2 separate regions of the Homo sapiens genome follow, and region 2 is linked to region 1. A link is a contact called in ENCODE Hi-C data. All regions are on one chromosome and are shown on one strand. The core of a region is the stretch at or near the end of the contact, and the rest is flanking DNA. Distances in the headings are between cores, read along the strand shown. Region 1 holds the start of DPH6-DT (DPH6 divergent transcript). Region 2 holds the start of RASGRP1 (RAS guanyl releasing protein 1).

Evidence for each region. A loop is a pair of places that touch in the nucleus more often than their neighbours do. Pooled maps may share reads with other maps.
Region 2: a loop to region 1 is called in a pooled map, with 10 times the contacts of the local background. The contact joins the promoter of RASGRP1 here to the promoter of DPH6-DT in region 1. A Hi-C loop is called at or near these places in 5 of 50 pooled maps.

Annotation. Positions count from the first base shown.
Region 1 is chr15:35,544,349-35,547,852 of GRCh38, forward strand. DPH6-DT (DPH6 divergent transcript) reads left to right here and starts at 1,847. Exons shown (of 3, transcript NR_038251.1): 1 at 1,847-2,125. It overlaps DPH6 (diphthamine biosynthesis 6), which reads right to left and starts at 1,817. Exons shown (of 9, transcript NM_080650.4): 1 at 1,771-1,817. The coding sequence starts at 1,793. RefSeq lists an enhancer at 818-1,752 and silencers at 1,800-1,939, 2,240-2,289.
Region 2 is chr15:38,563,198-38,566,701 of GRCh38, forward strand. RASGRP1 (RAS guanyl releasing protein 1) reads right to left here and starts at 1,617. Exons shown (of 17, transcript NM_005739.4): 1 at 1,397-1,617. The coding sequence starts at 1,431. RefSeq lists silencers at 914-1,113, 1,124-1,343, 1,374-1,613, 1,774-1,823 and enhancers at 1,681-2,192, 2,034-2,223.

The DNA.
Region 1 (3,504 bases), core at 597-3,096:
GTGGGGGTTTGGGGGTTAGGGGAGGGATAACATTAGGAGAAATACCTAATGTAGGTGATGGGTTGATGGGTGCAGCAAACCACCGTGGCACATGTATACCTATGTAAAAAAACTGCACGTTCTGCACATGTAACCCAGAACTTAAAGTATAATAAAAAAAAAATTTAAAAAAGGAAAATAATCTTCTTAGAAAGATATGTAAGAATCCCAGTTTCACTTATTCACTTATAATACATAATTATATATAATGCATATATATAGAATACATAGGCATCTGTATCATAAGCATACAGGTAAATGCTTACGTATTCATACTTACAGCATATGTCCTTACAGCTCTTACGCTTCAGCAAGAATTTTCCAACATTGCTTTTTTAGCAAACTTTTTTTATTATAAAGCAACATATGCACATTACAGGTTATTTAGTGTAACTGACTCTACCAATCTTCTCTCCTCCCCTCCAATACTTCTAAGTCTTTGTTTGTTGTGCTTTACTTTAATCGTTAAACTTTTGGCAAGCGATGTAAATTTGAATTATTCACTTCCTGGGGTACTTTTAATTCTTAAAATAAGACACAATGGTTAAAGCTTAATCATTTATGTTACAGAGGACATTTACTGAACAACAATAATTATTGTGACATTATGGTCTAGTCTCCTAAAAATGACATTGAAGGAAAGGGAACCGGAATATTCCAGACACTACAGTAGGTCTGAAATCTCATATCAAGTCCTTAATAGGTCAAAACTTACAGCCAGTATCAATTACCTAAGGGACTTAACGAAAACGTTTATGAAATCTTCAATTGGATTACAAAAGCAAGCACATCGTTGCACTGTATCTAAGACACTCTACAGGGCAAAATCTCATGAAACAAGTATTTAAGTAGTCTAACTTTTTAATGTTGCTAGTGTGTTCCCTTCTGCCTCAGTTTATAGATTGAGTATGGAAATATTTAAGCAGGTTTGTTTTTGGTTTGTCAGTCACAGGACTTATTTAGACACTTAAATTTATGATTTGGTTACTACAGACATCAAACTCCTTTTGGAATACGGAGTATAGGGTAAGGTCACTCTAAAGCAATGATGAGAGTCCGAAGCAACAGCAACTGGATCTAGCATAAGACTAGTACAATTCGGTCTCTACCACGAAGAGAGATCTCTGTACTTGAGTGCCCAAAGGCAGAAACACACACATGCCATAAGCAATCCACATCTGTGAAGATGAGGGAGGGGTGGACTTCTTGGGATGGGCGGAAACACTTACAACTAGGGAGGAAGCCAGGCTGCGGCGGACCCAGCTGACCAAAGGAACTACAGAAGAGGACGAAGAAAGCGAGGGGGAAAGGGCGAGGGTTATTAACTGAGTTGATGGAATAAGGTAGTGGCTCCAAACTTCACGGCTCATTAGAGCTTGAAAAAAAAAAATCAGACGCCGGGTCGCACAGAAGTAATTAAACCAATCCCTCTGGCGGTGGGGCCCAGGCGTCGGTACTTTTTTTAATTTCCCACTTGAATCCAATGGGAATCCAAGTTTAAGGGCTAGAAGACCAGAGAGCGACAGACAGGGAGGAGGCGCGCCAGCCAGGGGCCGAGGCACATGCGGGCCGGCAACAGCGAAGGCTCCGCCTCTTCCTGTGGCTCGGAGGAGCCGCGGAACCCCCAACGCGCGACTCAGACGGAGACACCCACTCTTTCGGCGCTAGCGGCGGCTGGAAGGGACGAGAGCCTGGCCTAGGAGGAAGGAGGCGGCTCCAGGACCGCATTACCTGATCAGAGCCGCGACCCTCATGCTGGGCGCAGTGCGCGTGCGTGCGGCGAGCGCGGGCGGGAGCCAGGAGGTCGCGCCGCAGCTCGCGTGACGCACCGCGGGGCCTCGCCCGGGTGTTCGCTCCGCCGCCTGTCCGCGGATCGGCGCTGCGAGCCCCGCGGCTGCCTGCGGGACACCTGAGCGCGGAGGGTGCGGCACCTTGGCACCTTGACCCTGTGGCAGGGACATCTCGGCCCAGGAAAGAATGAGGTTTAGGCACGGCCTAACCACCTAAGTGAGGGCACTGAAGCTGCCGGGGGAAGGGCAAGGTCCGCGTTGCAGAGCCCAAGCCCAGTGGCGCAGGATTTGTTTTGGTAAGAGGGGATTTAGCGTCCCAATTGCTGCAAATTGACACAGTTGCGGACGTGCAAGCGCAGAAGAAATTTGTCCTTCCTCACCCCACAGAACAGAAACAACTGTACACTTCTGCTTTTTAACTTACATCTCCTCTGTCCTCCAAACCTGTGTGTCCAGATGTGAAACTCAGATCCCCAGGGGCTGTGGTAATTTTTAAATCTGGGGCTAGCCCCCCCCACCTCTAGGCCCTCTGTGGCTTTGGCTCTTGGTCAAGCTTGTGTATTTGACAAGGCCAGGCCAGGCTCTTCACCAAAGAGCAATGGCCTTGCAGAAAGAAAATCTAGCTTCTAAGTTTATTTGCCAAGTATGTATTGAGTGCCTTTCGTGTACCAGGCACTGTTTTAGACTCTGTGGATACAACCGTAAATAAAACAAAAACCCGGCATTCCGGGCATAGAGCTTAAATGGGGATGGAGAGAACAGACAATACATATCTTAAAGGTAAATAGTCTGTTGAAGAGTGAAAAGTGCTATTGGAAAGGGGCGGGGTGCGGTGGGGGAGAGTCAGGAGAGAGGTGGAGAGGCAAATTGCAGAATTAAATCGTGTCTATGTAGGCCTTATTGGTAAGATGAGAGTTGAGCCAATTTAAATAAGGAGAGTTCGCTATGTGTATGATTGGGGTGTGCTCCAGACAAGAAAAAAAAATCGAAGGCTCTAGGTGCGTTGTGTGTTTGTGGAAGATTAAGGCAGATCCGTGTTGCTGGAGCAGATTGAGCAAAGCAGAGAGTAGTGGAGAGCAGGTTAAGGTGATGGAGGGGAAGGATTATATAGGGTCTTGTAGGTAATTGCAGACTTTTGAAGGGTGTGACTTAAAATTTTAAAAGGATTGCAGTGTTGAGAATCCACCTATTAGGAAGCTGTTACAGTGTTCCAGTAGAGAGATGGCGGAGCCTAGAATCAACATGGTGAATTTGGTGAGAAGTAAGAGGATTCCAGCTCTATTTTGAAGATAGAGCCAATAGAATCAAATTCGATATGGGATACAAGAGAAAGAAAGTCATGAGGGATGATGCCAAAGGCATGAATTAAGTAAGTTAATATATGTAGGGAACTTAAAATTATGCCAGGTACATAGTAAGCATTCAATTTTATTTTGACATTCTCAACTCTAATAGTAGGGGTGACTAGAGCAGTGACAGTCTACATATCAGTTTTAGCGTCTAGAATCATACAGCTTTAAGATTTTGCAGTTATGAATATTTACCAAATGAGTCAAGTATTTAAGAAGTTTGCAGTCTAATTGGAGGAGATAAATACGTGAAACACACTTAAAATGATACAGCTCCAATGAGTGGAAGAAGCACCAGGGCTCTCGTCTCATGCCGAATTGGGTAA
Region 2 (3,504 bases), core at 367-2,866, 3.0 Mb after region 1:
GGATTTATAAAATGCTCTATTATAGGCAGGTCGAAGGTGTTTTAACAATCCATAGAATGAATGGCCTCTGAGTCTGTAAAGGCATATTTTTTAAAAAAATACAGTAGCCAAATGTTTTCCTGTAAATGAAAAAACCAAAACCCCGAGAGAAACAAATTAACTTGAAGGTGTTTTCCAAGCCTAAAAGTAACCAAAGCCCCATAGGTTTGCTGAAGGAGACCGTCAAAACTCTAAACTGGTTTAGGTGAAATCCTCTCCAGGCATAGGTATCTCAGTGGAGGTCAGTTTCAGGCTGAGCTTTTTATGAAATCCGCCTAGAAAAGTAAGAGATGAAATGGAGCAAGGGAACTGGAACTTCCACAACTTTCTTTGCAGTGGAAGGTGACTCTCTTGACTTCTAGTATGGATTCCTTCCAGTCCCGTCCTCTTCCCCTTACAATACTCAATTTAATGTACTGAACTCCTCCTTCTGAATCTAGTGCAAAGTACAGTGGTGGACCCTCAGGGGATACCTGGATGGGGAGAGGCAGGGCGTGCATACAGGGCCAAGAATCCTTCGTTCCTGGGATTATAAGCACGGGAAGTCCAGCATCGCAAGCTTCCTGCCGCTACTGGGTATGGTGGTGCAAGGCACAGTCCCATCAGTGTCGATGTGAATGGAGTTGTGAAGTGCACAACTTGTCCAGCCCCTACGCCGAGGCCAGGCCTTTGTTCATGCAGTTGCCTAGTTCTGGTCCTTTGGCTACAAACTCAAAGCTGCCTGGCCAAGAGCCCTTTCACTCACTGTCCCTCTTTCTTCAACTTCTGTTATCCAAGACCCTCTATAGAATCATAGTGAGGGGGAGAGGAGTGCAGCTTCCCATACGGAAGGCGATATGTTTCCCTGACCCACGGATCTGGAAACTTCCGTGGGGCAGGGGCAACCGAGGGGTGCCACCTCTGCGGGCTCCCTGCAAGCTCCTCGGCCGTTCTGGGCAGGGCCGGGAGGGGCCACCAGGTGGCGCAGCCGGAGCCCAGCGCCCCAGCAGGTGCGGGCAGCGCGGAAAGTCCGCGAGTGGGAGTCCCGATGCCGGGCGTGGAGATGTGGGGGAGGAAGTCGGCGGGCGGGCGCCGGCTCCGCGAAGAGCTTCGGCCCTAGCAGATCTCACCGGACGAGCTCTGGCCTCGCGGCCGCCCCTCTACCACCCCTCAGCCCCAGCTCCCTCCCCGAAACCCCGGGCGCAGCGCGCCGGGCGTTCTGGACACGTCCGCCCGTCGCGCTGGTGTCCCGGGACTCCGGCCGACCCCGGCCCCCCTCCGCCCTCAACTTCCCTCGGGGTGTTGGGGCGACGGGCAGGGGCCTCTTTCCCAAGAAAGGACACAGGCGCTCCCGAGGGCCACGGCCGCCTCTACTCACCGCGGAGCCTCTCTCGCCTTGCCCAGGGTGCCCATGGCCGCGGCCCGCGCTCCCGGTGCCGGCTCACCTAGCGCGGCCGGGCGCGGCGCATCGCCCCCGCCACCACCGCCGCCGCCTGCCGGCTCTCTCCCCCCCGGGCCTCGTAGCCCCGGCGCCCGCCAGCCCTCGAGCCCGGCGAGCCCGACCGAGGTGCACCGCAGGCACAAACTTTGTGCGAGCGCGCCCCCTCTGCCTCGCGCGCGCGCTCACACCCGCCTGGCAACCACCTGACACGCTGATGCTGGCGGCTGCAGGAAACGTGCGGCGCCCCGCCGCTCTTCCCCGAAACCTGCCCCCTTTCCGCGGGTGCCCCGGCCTGCGCCTCGCGCGGTTCTCTCACCCCTGCCCGCCTTCGACCTCTCTTGGCCAAAGGGTTAAGTCTCAGGGGAGTTGGAGAGGAGCGGGCTCCCGGCTACCACGCCCGCGCCTTGCAGGGCACCTGTGCCCGTCGACCTCCACCTCAGCTCGGGAAACGGGCTGCGCCTAGCGGCTCCCATGGGACCCCCTTTCCCGCAGCCGACCCGCAGCTTCCACGCCTCTTCCTGCGGCCGCTGCTCGGAGCACTGCAGTGAGGACGCCTTCTCCCCTCCAGGGCCTCTCCTGTATATATCAGAGCGCGGAGTCCGGCAGGGGAAAGGAACGGAAAGACAGTTGTGAAGTTGCCTTAACCTGTGCCCTGGGGTCTCTAGGTAGCCGTCTGCAGGACTGGGCCGTAGACATGTGCCCTGTGCCCTGCGCCCTGCACCTTGGACGAGGGCTGCCTGTGTGGAGGTGCGCTCCACAGGCGTGATCCATATCTGGCCCAGACGCGGCCGCCTGGCGTCGGTGGGTGTAGGAGATGTGGGGACAACTTTCATACAACGTCAGTGCGCACAGAAGACCTGGCCAAGAGGGGCGGCCCATCCGCTGCTTGTCCAGGTGATAGTGCTGATAATCTCAATAGCTAATGATTGAGTGCGGTTGTGCTAAGTGCTTTCTATACATTACCTCATTTAATCCACTCTCCCTGATACAAAGAGATCACTGTTGTAAAGATGAGAAAATGAAGGTTTAGAGAATGCTATGCCTTAGATCATACAACTAATAAACAGCAGAGAGACCTCTGACTTGGACTGAGGTCTGTCTGACTCCCTGTAATCACTGCTGGACTGCCCTAATAACACACTCATTATCACGGCCACAGACCATAACTCTAGCCACAGTCATAGTTGTCTTCCTGGCCATAGTGTTCTGGACTTTAAAGCCTTCCTCTGTTTCATTTATATATTTCCTTATATTTATATGCTACCTTGTCCTTAAAACAGAATTCGAGATAGCTTACAAGAGCACATAACCTACAAAAAGAAGTGTGTGAAATGAAAAATGAGGCACACAAGATGGAGCCAAAAATGAACATCATTTGAAATAAATGCATCTCATAGAGTCAAATACCCTTGCTACAGGTGGGACCAAAATTTGTCTCCTGCATTTCTAGCAGTCAAGTTTAAAGAGAGGCCTTGTCTAAAGTTCAATTCCTATCACATGCAAGACCAAAAACAAAATTGCTCAAGAGAAGATCCCCCTTTCTTGATACTGAGACCAGCAAGAAATTTCTCCAGAGAATCCTCATGAACACTGGGTGATATAAAGAACCAAGTCCTCAGTCACAGCCACAGATGCAGAAGGGGCAGGTGAATGTCAGGAGAATATTAAATGATGACACTCTTTCTCACTCACTGGGTCTAAGGCTCAAACATTTTTAGAGTTATCTATTATACACCCTTCCTCATGTAAGCCCTACAACCTAAACAACCAAGTTGGCGGATGTCTGAGGATGGTAAAGATTTGTATCTATATATGAATCTATCTGACTATCTCCCAACAGTCCTAAGTTTGCAGTCTTAGACTTTGTTCACAGAGATCTTCTCTTATTACCAGGTGAACAATTACTTTTCACTGACCCCTCTACTACAGAATGAGCTCTTTACCCTACTTAAATCTATAATATTTACACTTTCAATTGCCACATAATATTCTGTGTCCCTGTCTTACCTCCACAGCTAAACTGTAAATTGTCCGAGGTCAAGAAT